Regions from separate parts of the Mus musculus genome. Here region 1 is linked to region 2. Evidence: chromatin loops called from intact Hi-C (ENCODE). Cell type or tissue: left cerebral cortex. All regions are shown on one strand. Each heading gives the region's core, and the rest is flanking DNA. Links, peaks and the distances in the headings are about the cores only. Region 1 has its middle 17 kb from the start of Gm23229. Region 2 overlaps Smg1 (SMG1 homolog, phosphatidylinositol 3-kinase-related kinase (C. elegans)).

Evidence for each region. Hi-C counts contacts between places; a loop is a spot of excess contacts. Peaks named below come from ENCODE experiments on the same cell type or tissue, not always from the same donor. Only the 100,000 strongest peaks of a DNase experiment are listed, where the experiment ranks them.
Region 1: it touches region 2 in a loop (3-fold over the local background); 8 of 42 quality-filtered maps call a loop at or near these places.

What each region holds. Positions count from the first base shown.
Region 1 is chr7:118,292,045-118,302,405 of GRCm38, reverse strand. No RefSeq gene overlaps it. Among named protein-coding and RNA genes, the nearest start is that of Gm23229, 17 kb to the right of the region's middle. In left cerebral cortex, for the core only: a CTCF peak has its summit at 4,570 (motif pointing right); DNase peaks (open chromatin) are centred at 4,583 and 5,010.
Region 2 is chr7:118,157,884-118,160,383 of GRCm38, reverse strand. Smg1 (SMG1 homolog, phosphatidylinositol 3-kinase-related kinase (C. elegans)) reads left to right here. Exons shown (of 63, transcript NM_001031814.1): 40 at 1-222; 41 at 564-793; 42 at 2,142-2,390. Among named protein-coding and RNA genes, the nearest start is that of Gm25683, 5.7 kb to the right of the region's middle. In left cerebral cortex, for the core only: no CTCF peak of the experiment used is centred there; DNase peaks (open chromatin) are centred at 68 and 1,381; H3K27ac peaks cover 570 bases.

The sequences.
Region 1 (10,361 bases), core at 3,026-5,525, 140 kb before region 2:
AGAGATGTCTTAGAGGTTAAAAGCACTGACTGATCTTCCAAGGTCCTGAGTTCAATTCCCAGCAACCACACGGTGGCTCACAACCATCTGTAATGAGATCTGATTCCTTCTTCTGGTGTGTCTGAAGACAACTACAATGTACTCATATAAATAAAATAAATAAATCTTAAAAAAAAATAAAAGATTCTCTTCGGAACAATTAAAATAAACTTTGACACCTGGCAACAGATGATTTGTTTAAAAATAATGCCTTCTAGTTGGGACACGGTCAGTGTTCCAGGCTCTGTCTAGCATGCACAGAGCCCTAGGCTCCACCTGCAGCCCAAACGAAAAGTCATCCAATCATCCCACTTGTAACAGTGCAGCTGCAGCTGCCAGCGGCAGAGTCCCCAGACTCCAGGGAAGCTGAAATGACCCAGGGTGCCCAATGACACCACACACACTCATGCCACACACACTCAGGCCACACACACACACAGCACACTCACACCACACACACACACACACCACTCACACCACACATACACCACTCACACCACATACCACACACACACACACACAACATACACACACACACCACTCACACCACACAAACTCATGCCACATACACCACATACACACCACTCACACCACACAAACTCATGCCACACACACCACACACACACACACAAACCACACACACACACCACTCACACCACACACCACACAAACTCATGTCACACACACCACACACACATACATGTCACACACACACACCACACATACAAACCTCATACACATACCACACACATCCCTTACACACAACAAAACACACACACACACACACACACACACACACCCATAAGATCCAAGGATCATCTCTAGAGAAGAGGCTTCTGGTCAGATGGAATCTCAGAAGCTTTTGTTGTTGTTGTTGTTGTTGTTGTTTTCCTACCAGAGGATGGATTCTCAGATCTCACTCTCAGGAGTAAGACTCACAAGATAAAACTTCATGGTATAACCCAAAAGGTCCGAGTCACCTGGCCCCTCCCCCTCTCTGATTGCCATGTAATGCTCCCCCTGGTTGTGCAATGGTGATTGTCCGCCCATTCTAGCAATTGTTGCCTCCTCCTGGATGCCCTCCTTGTTTTTCCTATGCCTGCTCTCCTGTTTGTCTGTGTTCCCACAGGGCACTCGGAGCACACCACAGGTTCCCTCACTTGAGGCCCATGGCTTATGGGTCTCTCTAGCCTCAGCACCCAGCCCAGCGCTAGGTGGAGCTCAGTGAACATCTTGGGGGAAGAGAGGGAAGAAGAGAGGAAGGTTTCAGCTTTATCATGTCAATAAAATGTGTCCCTTCTGCTGCCAGGAGCCTGCCACGGATAGGCATCGCCAGTGAGGCTGAGGGCATGTGTCGTTGCTCCACTGTAGTCATTTAGAGGAAAGAGAACATAAGTGGCCTTTGATAGGGGATTGGTTAATGAGATGCAAAATGGACACAGCTGTTGGGTAATAGGAAGCAGATCTGGATGTGACCCAGTGGGATGCTGTCCAATGAGTGCTATAAAGAGAGAGGCTGTACTGGGACTGTTGATGTAGCTCATAGTCAAAGCATGTGTTCAGCCTGTGCAAGGCCCTGGCTCCCATTCTCAATACCAAAGGGGGGGTGAGGTGGGGGGAGATGAGCGCCTAACAGTGAGCAAACTGTGACCCCCAAAGGGCTGGAGAGATGGCTCAGTGGTTAAGAGCACTGTCTGCTCTTCCAGAGGTCCTGAGTTCAATTCCACATGGTGGCTCACAGCCACCTAACCTGAGATGAGATAGAGGACTCATGTGACTCCGAGTATGGAATTTAAAAGGGAGGAGCAAGTTGGCCAGCATTGCGATGAAGGTGCTTGCGCCAAGGCTGGCCACCTCCATCTCATTCCTGGAACCCACATGGTAGAAGAACAGAACAGGAGTGATCCCTGGAGTCAAGAGTGGTGGTATTCACCAGCCAGAGCTACCCAATGAGACCTCTATGGAAGAAAGGAGGGAGGGAGAGAGGGAGGGAGGGAGGGAGGGAGGGAGGAAGGGAGGGAGGGACGGAGGGACGGAGGGACGGAGGGACGGAGGGACGGAGGGACAGAGGGAGGTCCAGAATATACTCTCTCAAAGTGCCCTCCATCTCCCATCTATGCACACAGAACACACCTCCCTCACTCCCACAAAATCATTTGAGCAAGTTTTCTGGGATGGGATGGGCACAATACTGGAGATAGAACCTATGATATCATTGTATTGGTGACAAAATACCATGACCAAAGGCAACTTAAGGGTTTATTTTGGCTTACAAGTGCACAGAGACAGTTCCCCAAGGTGGGAAAGCATGTGCCAGCAGCAGGAAACGGGCTGATTACAGTTGGTGCACCTCAAAGCCTGCCCCCAGGGACACCCTTCCTCCAGCTAGACTCCACCTGAAAGGTTCCATAACCGCCTCCAATCAATGCCACCATCGGACGGACCGAGTGGTCAGAGGGGGCCACGTCACATGGAAGTCCCCACATTCATGCAAGCTCAGAGCTGTAAACGCCTGGGCACTAAATAAATGAATGAATGAATGAATGAATAAATAAATAAATAAATAAATAAATGTGTTAACACTTTTAAATAAAATAAGTAACAAGTTGAAGGGGCAGGGGTACAGTATGGTGGCACCCGCTTAGAAACCCAGGGATCAGGAGGCGGCCAGGTCGGAGCTCAAGGTTATCCACAACTACGTAGTAAGTTTGAGGTCATCCTGGGCTACCTGAAACAGCTCAAATAGCAGCGCGCGCGCGTGCGCGCGTGTGTGTGTGTACATAACACAGTTGATTTAGATACCCCTTCTTCCTCCCTGAAGTGCCGCATGCTGAGGCAAACTTTTAACTCCAACTCGGAAGTGGTGGCTTACACCTGTAATCCTAGTGCTCTGGCTGAGGCAGGCAGGATCCCCTCCTTTTCTTCTTTATAAAATGCTTTCTTTTCATTTTATGTGCATTGGTATTCTGCCTGCACGTGTGTCTGTGTGAGGGTGTGAGATCTCCTGGAATTAGAAATACAGACGCTTGTGAACTGCCATGTGGGTGCTGAATTGAACCTGGGTCCCCTGAAGATCAGCCAGTGCCGGTGCTCTTAACCTCTGAACCACCTCTCCAGCCTCCCTTTCTTTTTCTTTTTCTTTTTCTTTTCTTTTTTTTAAATTACATTAGCCTTAGCTATCTGTTAGTTGCATTTGGGGGTAATTCACCTTTTCCTCTGCTGTGGTTGCCTGCGCACAGTGTGGCAGTCTCAAGCTTACCTCAGCCCTGTTTCTTGAAGTAGTTCTAAAATGGCAATTGTCCTTTTTTGTTTTTTAAGATTTATTTATTTATTTATTTATTTTATGTATGTGAGCACACTGTAGCTGTACAGATGGTTGTGAGCCTTCATGTGGTTGTTGGGAATTGAATTTTTAGGACCTCTGCTCACTCCAGTCAACTCTGCTCGCCCAAAGATTTATTATTATATGTAAGTACACTGTAGCTGTCTTCAGACACAGCAGAAGAGGGCGTCAGATCTCATCACGGGTGGTTGTGAGCCACCATGTGGTTGCTGCCCCCCTTTCTTGTTCTTTATCCAAGCAGCCAGCCTGGACACGGTTCCTTTTTTTCTTTCTGTCTTTTTGTTTTGTTTTGTTTTGTTTTGTTTTGTTTTGTTTTTCAAGACAGGGTGTCTCTGTATAGCCCTGGCTGTCCTGGAACTCACTCTGTAGACCAGGCTGGCCTCGAACACAGAAATCCACCTGCCTCTGCCTCCCAAGTGAATTTGGGATTAATGCTGGGATTAAAGGCGTGTGCCACCACTGCCCAGCTTTCTTTCTGGTTTTTTGTTTGTTTGTTTGTTTGTTTGTTTTCCTTCCTTTCATCCCTTTTTTCTTCCATCCTTTCTTTCTTTCCCTCCCTCCCTCTTTCTTTCTTCCTTTCTTTCTTTCTTTCTTTCTTTCTTTCTTTCTTTCTTTCTTGAGACAGGATCTGTCTTTATAGCCTAGACTTGTCTTGAACTCGTGGTCTTTCTTGAGACTGGGGATGTAGCTCAGGTTTTACAGTGCTTGCCTAGCACGCACAAAGCCCTTGTTTCCAACCGGGCCACCCTATGTGTGTGTGTGTGTGTGTGTGTGTGTGTGTACGTGCGCATCGGTCATTTCATCACTGAAGAGGTGAAGATCAGAAGATCGGAGATCAGAACTTCAAGGTCATCCCTCGGATATTTAGAAACTAATAGCTGGGAGATGGTGTCGAGCTCCTTTAATTGCAGCACTTGGGAAGGAGAGGCAGGCAAATCACTGTGAGTTTGAGGCCAGCCTGAAAGAAAGAAAGGAAGGAAGGAAGAAAGAAAGAAAGAAAGAAAGAAAGAAAGAAAGAAAGAAAGAAAGAAAGAAAGAAAGAAAGAAAGAAAGAAAGAAAGAAAGAAAGAAAGAAAAAGTGTGTGTGTTGTCGGGAGCTGGGGGCTTAGTTTGCAGATGGCTTCCTGCATAACTGAAGGCCGGTCTCTCTTGGAAGAGAGCTGTTGCCCGACCTTCCACATATGGCCACTAGAGGACGCGCCGTAGCAGCCGAAGTCGCGAAGGACTTGGATGCTCCCCAGGAAGCATCCTGGGAAAACAAAGCGGTCTTATTTTCAAAAGGCTGAAGAGGCCCCTACAGAGCGCCCACACTTCGTCTCCTCATAAGTAAACAAACTTAATTACAATTTAATTTATTCTGAGTTGTATCAACAATTAAAAAGAAATTACCCTCCCGCTCTATTTTCTTTCTCTTTATTTAAAATAGGTTCCTCCTAACTTGAGCGATTTAATGTGGGGAAACAATTGGATTTTAATGACCTTCTCCTCGGAGCTCTGCCTAGTAGGTGGGTCCTGCCTCTTCCACCTGGCTTTGGTTTACATCTCCCAACATCTTAATATGTCATTTTTGCCTGATGATAGTTAGCCGACTTCCACAGACACGGACAGAAACACGTCCCTCTCCAGCCTCCACAGTTCACTGGTTCAAGCACAAAAGCTACAAAACAGCCCATTTCTGCCCCACCCTTCCCCACTTCTTGTTTGCCTCTCTGCATCCCTGTGGTCCACCATCTGCAAGCCTTTTGGAAGTGACTGTTATGTAAGGAAGGGAATAGAAATAATTAACACTTGATTCAACCGTAGCCTGTGCTTTCTAAGCCACTTTGGGGGAGATGATGCACGAGGTAAACAAAAACCTACGCTGTTCACAATCACCAAAGAGTAGGGTCAGCTCAAATGTCTGCCGAAGACTGCAATGAATAAACAGTGGGAGGCCTGTCTGTGTGCGCGTGCGCATGTGCGTGTCTGTGACCCTGACAGCTCAGAGGTAGGCCCCAGGCACACCTATGAGAGCCTCTGGGAATTGTCTGTGGGAACTGTCCTAAGTTGGCTGATGAGGACACTTCTTGATTGTGATGGAGACCATTCCCTGAGTGGAGATCCTGGACTGTATAAAATAGAGCAAGCCAAGCGCAAGCGTGCGAGCACTAGATCCATGCCTTCTGCTTCTGACTGTGGCTATAAAGAACCAGCTGCTTCAGGCTCCTGACACCTTTCGTCCCCAAAATGATGGATCAGCCGTGGGCGGGAAACTTTTCTCCTTTCAGGTGTTTTTGTAGGAGTTATCAGAGCTACACAAAACAAAGCTAAGACAGGGGAATACTGTTTCACTGAAAAAAAAAGAATATAAAGTGGGGACTGGAGAGATGGCTCAAAGGTTAAGAGCACTGACTATTCTTCCAGAGGTCCTGAGTTCAATTCCCAGCAACCACATGGTAGCTCACAACCATCTAAAATAGGATCCAATGTCCTCTTCTGGTGTGTCTGAAGACAGCAATGGTGTACCCATACACTGTGTGTGTGTGTGTGTGTGTGTGTGTGTGTGTGTGTGTGTGTGTGTGTGTGTGTCTGATATATGCTGCAGAAGAAAAAAAAAAAAAACCAGCCATGAGAGGCTCACCTCATAGTCCTCATTCCGGTAAGATGTCCAGAAGAGGCACCCACAGAAACAAAAGGGACATTAATGGTTTCCTGGGCCTGAGCACAGGGGTAATGGAAAGGGACTGCTTCCTAGGGGGTTTCTTCAGTGTTGAAAATAACCATGGGATTTCAGGAACTGGGCGTCTTCAGCCCCACTGTGTTGTAGAGTTTCCACTTCAGGTATTGATGGCAAGGTCCAGTCCTCAATCTGCTGGGTGCACACTGGAGATAAACCAGTAGATAAAGAGGTGACATATCACGTGAGTCTGAGGTGATGTGGAGACACAAAGTTCTAGTTAGCATTGCCTGCAGAGACTCTGGTCCAGTTCACATGGCCCTGTAGGTCACCTGACTGTTAATTTAGGCTAGCCGCTAGATGGGAAGTTCCAAACGAGCCAGAGCTACATAGTGAAACCTGTCTGGGAGCCAGGGAGAGGCAAATGTTAACGACTGCTAGGCTTTGTCAGGCTAATCATGTGCTCTACCACAGAGCTATCTCCTTAACCCCAAGATCTGTGGCGCTTTGGCTGGGAATGTGGCTCAGTTGGTACCGTGCTTGCTTATGTGCACCAAGTCCTGGACTGCATCCTCCACACCACAGAAACTAGTCATGGTGGCACTCACTTCTAACCCAGCACTTAGGAGGTGGAGACAGGAGGGTCAGAAAGTTTAGGTCATCATAGGCTACACAGTAAATCCAAAGTCAGCCTGAGAGTCACAGATGCTGGGGCTAGCACAGGGTCTCACACTGGGTAAGTGCCACTGAGACACAGCAAACTGAAGGCCTTAGCAAGAGGTCTGTTGGTCATCCTCATGTCTGTCCTTTTCTATTTTATTTTTAAATATTATTTATGTCTTCGGGTGTTTCCCCTAGTACATCACGTGCATGCAGTACCCACGGGGGCCAGAAGAGGGCGATGGATCCCTTAGAATTTCGGTTACAGATGCTTGTGAGAGGCTCTGGGCCTGTTCACGACTTCTGAGACATTGGACCAGTCTGGTGTCCGTCCTTCTTAAGCTTTATAGAAGTTTGAAAATGTTTATAATAAGACAGTAAGCCGGGCGTGGTGGCACACGCCTTTAATCCCAGCACTCGGGAGGCAGAGACAGGTGGATTTCTGAGTTCGAGGCCAGCCTGGTCTACAAAGTGAGTTCCAGGACAGCCAGGGCTACACAGAGAAACCCTGTCTCGGAAAAAAAAAAAAAAAAAAAGACAGTAAGATGGGTTGATCCCTCCCTGAATTTTTTTTTTCCTTATGAAATTCAAAACAGAAACCAAACTGAAAAGCCGGATGGGAAGGAAGATGAACTGCAAAGCACAGGCTTATTGTAAAGAGCCGTGAGACTGTTCTTCGTGAAAGCGTAATGACGTAATGACGCTTGCAGAGCGTGCATCCGTGAAACCCACAGGATGTGTAGACCAAGAGCAACCTGGATGCACTCTACAAACGTCAGTGAATGGCAGCAATGAGCTGATGTCAGCCCGCCAGCTGTCCCTCTCTGCTGGACTGTGGGGGAGTTCAGAGGGAGGGGTGGGCCCACCTGGGAAGCCCCTGTAGTTTCTTTTCCGTTTTCCTGTAAACTTGCTGCTGCTCTTATAAAATCGCTTTCTAAAGTCTATTTAAAAATCTAGTGTATAGTATAGTGGGTCACACCTTAAACCCCAGGATGTGGGCGGTATCGGCAGGCAGATCTCTGTAAGTAGGAGGCCAGCCTGGTCTACAGAGCAAATTCTGGGACAGCCAAGGCTACACAGAGAAACTCTGTCTCAGAAAAACTGAAGAAAAAGAAAATTAGGTTTTTTTATGTGTGTTTGTGTTTTGCATTTACACTACTTTTATGCAATGCCTAGGAAGGAGAAGAAGCCATTGAACCCTGACAATAGAATTACAAATGGTTGTGAGACACTTGGGCAAGCCAGGAGCAAGCCTGGTTCCTCCGCAAGAGTAGTAAGTGTTCTGAAACATCTCTCCAGCTCTGGTAAATTTTTTTCTTTAAAGTTACTGCAGCATACACCCACAGTCTCAGTTACTCTCAGGATTACTTGAGCCCGAGTCTGAGGACAGCCTATGCTACCTAACAAGAACACATCTCACTAGTCTGGAGGTGTGGCTTGTTGAGAGAGTTCACCTTCCAAAGCAGCAAGCCTGGCTTCCATCCCCCGGACTGCCGAAGCCATAATTTACTCTCAGTCGAGATCTAGAGACTTAGTGGAGGGGAAGTGAAAGAAGTATAAAATAACTCTCTCCTTTGGGCCTAATTAACAAATTAAAGGTCTGTGGTTGTTAAATGAGAATATAATGCCCAATTAACAGTGAGAGAACTGTAAAAAGAGTCTTCAGATATGTCCTAAAAATGATGCCTCCAGGGCCGAAGAGATGGCTCGGTAGTCAAGACGCATACTGCTCTTCCAGAGGATCTAAGTTCAGCTCCCACTCCCGACGGTAGGCAGCTCCTAACGCCTGTAATTGCAGCTCCAGAGGTTTCCAGCACCCCCTGCACCTTTTTAGGGTTCAGTTCCCCTGGCTTCTGCTGGCACTGCACTCAAGTGCACATACCCAGCTCTTCTACTGTGACCAAGGTAACTTCTTTTTTTAAACACACCTGACTGCCCTTACAGTTTCAGGAGGTCAGAGTCCACAATGGCTGAGCAAAGGCACAGGAGCAGCTGAGAGCTCGTATCTTGATCTGGAAGTAGGCAGCGAAGAGAGAGCACACTGGAGATGATGGAGTGCCAAGCTGGCGTGGCCCTTGTGGGGACAGAGTGACACTGTTCCTGGGACAGGGCTCTGGTATGAGCCTCTACAGGTGACAATGGCCGCTGTGGGTGTAAGTATGTATAATCATGTACATACTTTCTGGACCCACTAGTGGTGGAGGACTCTTTTCTTCCAAGGAATGTCCTCCCTGTTAATGTCAATGACTCCACGATAATCAGACAGCACAAGTCCAGGAGGCTACGTCTCAGCAAAATAGTAAACACTGGAACCTCCAGGACAGCCCTTAAGGCTTCAGGAAAGAACTCTAAATACATGAGTTCAAAAATATGTAATTTCTCAACTATGCAAGAAATAAGGATGCAGGATGAATGATACAAGGGGCTTCGTGAATCTAAAGGAACCAAAGCAGCTTCTCTGTAAGCCAACTTGTTAGAAAGACACCAAGGAAGGAGATAGAAAGATGTAGGGAGTGGTGATCACAGGAGATCCGCCCAGCTGAGTTTTTTGTTTATGCTTACAAAAGCAGATAGATTCCTCAGTTCATGGTCAGCCTGAGACAGAGCTAAGTTAGGCTCAGGCACGTGAAAATGGTCATTTTAGGGCAGGGTCCCACCCAACTAGCTTATTGTTTGTGCTTAACAAAGGCAGACAGATCTCTGAATTCCTTGGCAATGTTAAGGGGGGAAAAATGCATGCTTACTGTTTCCTAAGAATCAAAGAGCTGGGAGTAAACCTGGAGTAAACGACTGGATTGATATATAAAATTGTTATTAGACGCGTTCTCACGACCGGCCAGGAAGAACACCACAGACCAGAATCTTCTGCGGCAAAGCTTTATTTCTTACATCTTCAGGAGCAAGAGTGTAAGAAGCAAGAGAGCAAGAAGCAAGAGAGAGAGAGAACGAAACCCCGTCCCTATTAAAGAGAATTCTCCTTCGCCTAGGACGTGTCACTCCCTGATTGGCTGCAGCCCATCGGCCGAGTTGACGTCACGGGGAAGGCAGAGCACATGGAGTGAAGAACCACCCTCGGCACATGCGCAGATTATTTGTTTACCACTTAGAACACAGCTGTCAGCGCCATCTTGTAACGGCGAATGTGGGCGCGGCTCCCAACATCTCCCCCTTTTCTTTTAATAAGAGCAAATAGGCCACCCATATTAATGAGAGTGGAGATAGAGGTCAAATCCCCAGTGTGTAGGTAAAGGAGCCATGTACAGGATTAGCTCTTAGGCTCACAGGCTTTTACCCAGAGCAACCCTGACCTGTTCCCGTGTCGTTTTGCCTGGGGGAAGGGAACTAGGACACTGAACCTTCATGAAAGATGACATGTCTCCCTAGAATAGGCTCATATATGCCGCAGAGCCTTTCCATTGCAGTGCTTAGCCGTGCAACTCTCTCGGGCTGCTGAAGCACACTCACTCTATCCCGTGCAATGAGACTAGCCTCGTGGGATATAAGAGCTGAGTGGCCAGCGACCTATTGCCTAAGCATAGATAACCATATATCAGGGGGAGCACTATGTTCTAGAGCTGCAAGCGCCTGGGCAATAACCACCTTGTCTCTCCTAGTTTAGGCCTTAAGCTTACAGACCAATCAAAGAAGCAACACTAATCCACA
Region 2 (2,500 bases), core at 1-2,500:
CGCAGAAACGAGCAAGCTACATCTTGCGACTTGATGAGATCAGTCCTTGGTTGGCTGCCATGACTAACACTGAAATTGCACTTCCTGGAGAAGTCTCAGCCAGAGATACTGTGACAATTCACAGTGTGGGTGGAACTATCACCATCTTACCAACTAAAACCAAGCCCAAGAAACTCCTCTTTCTTGGATCAGATGGGAAGAGCTATCCTTATCTTTTCAAAGGTAGAGCTAAAACTAAGTTGTATTTTTTAAGACAAGTGTGTGACTGACTGTTAATGATATGTGCGTGTGTGTCCATGTGAGTGTGCATGCACATTAGGATAAGACTGCTATTGATGAATTCTGTATTTCTTGTGACCTATGTGATTTTGAATGATTGGTTGGCTGTATGTCACAGTGTTTCTCCCTCTGCACCTTGCAAGTACAACTCAGTGTTAATAACTAGTTCTAATACCATTAAATTCAACTTGCTATTGTTCTTAAGTCTGCTTTACTGTGTTCATTGCTAACTGAAAATGTAAGAAGTAGTATAGTCCCTGGTAATTTTGATTTTGTATTCATAGGACTAGAAGATTTGCATCTGGATGAGAGAATCATGCAGTTTTTATCTATTGTGAATACTATGTTTGCTACAATTAACCGGCAGGAAACACCCCGCTTCCATGCACGCCACTATTCTGTAACACCACTGGGAACGAGATCAGGGCTGATCCAGTGGGTGGATGGAGCCACACCATTGTTTGGTCTTTACAAACGATGGCAACAACGGGAAGCTGCCTTACAAGCACAAAAGGTTTGGTAAAACTCAAGTGCACCTGTGTTCTTACTGGACTATGCATGAACAAGTGTGTATCAGGGCATTGTTAGTGACTATGTGAAGTTAAACACATGTACATGTGTCTGGGTTAGAGTAGGCAGAGTTGATGCCCTTACTAAGTGGTGGTGAGGAAACTACTCACGACTTTATTGAAAAGTAGTTTTTTGTTTTTTGTTTTTTTGTTTTTTTGTTTTGTTGTTGTTGTTGTTGTTGTTTTTTTTTTTTTTTTTCGAGACAGGGTTTCTCTGTGTAGCCCTGGCTGTCCTGGAACTCACTCTGTAGACCAGGCTGGCCTTGAACTCAGAAATCCTCCTGCCTCTGCCTGAAAAGTAGTTTTAAAACATATGTAGTTCCTAATAGCTCAGCAATTTGATATTTCCTATCTTAAATGCTCTTAAGAGCTTTTGAGTTAAACTTGTAAATAATAAAATGCTTTGAAATCCAGATTTAATATTCATTATTTAAATAAGAACATTGACTTGTTTGATCAGTACAGTATCCTTTTTTTGTACCTGTGAAATTTATATGTGAAGCCGCAGAACTGCGGAGGAGGCCCAGATCCAGTACATTGCAGGCAGTTACCTCAAGCTGCTGGAGCTTAAAAAGAATCATGCTTTTCTTCTCTTTTTATGTATTTTTGTGGTGGAATCTAATTCCATGGCTCCCCAAATGCTAAGCCTTCCTGTACCTTCAGCCTGGGAAGCTAAGTTTCAAAAGCAAGCACAGGTCTATAGTCAAGTTATCAAAGAATAAGTTAGAGAGCTGGAGGAGCTGTCCCAACATTGTGGAATATGTTTCTTAATAGATTATTTATTTCATATTGAGTAAATCATCAGGGAAGAATCAAAATATGCACTGGTAGATTATGCCTTTAAAAGTGAATTGTGTTATAAAAAATATAGATTGGATTTTATGTTGGACCTCAAGAAAACTTAGAGTCCAATCTTTAAACAAACTCAATCACAAGAAAGAGAAGATAAATAGTCCAGAAGAATTGATTTTTGATTTTCTTTTGTTTTTAAATATAAAATGTAGACAGTTAGGTGGAAAACACTATGAAAAATAAGTTTTTAAAAGTACTTTGTAATCCAACAATAATGGGCTCTTTTGTGTCTCTAAAACCCTACACAGTATTTTAAGGAATTATTATACAGACCAAATCTCATCTGAGCTCAATATAATGCTAGCCTGTGCCTAAAATGGTTATTTTTCCTTCTTCATGTGACCTATGAAAATAAATGAATAATAACTCAAAAAAAGTACTTTGTAGTTTTTGTCTTTCCTTAAGTAAAACTAATCTTTTCTTTTAAAAAATTCTTTTAAGGCCCAAGATTCCTACCAAACTCCTCAGAATCCCAGCATTGTACCTCGTCCTAGTGAACTTTACTATAGTAAAATTGGTCCTGCTTTGAAAACAGTTGGCCTTAGCCTGGATGTGTCAAGGAGGGATTGGCCCCTCCACGTGATGAAGGCAGTGTTGGAGGAGTTAATGGAGGCCACACCCCCAAATCTCCTGGCCAAGGAACTCTGGTCATCTTGCACCACTCCTGATGAGTGGTGGAGAGTCACACAGGTATGCAGCATGTGGGGGGTTAGGTGTCACCAATGCTACCCTGGCTTTGATCAGATTCTCTTTGTTAGTTTTTGTAGTCTTTCTCTTTCCAGACTTTGTAGTTGATTCCT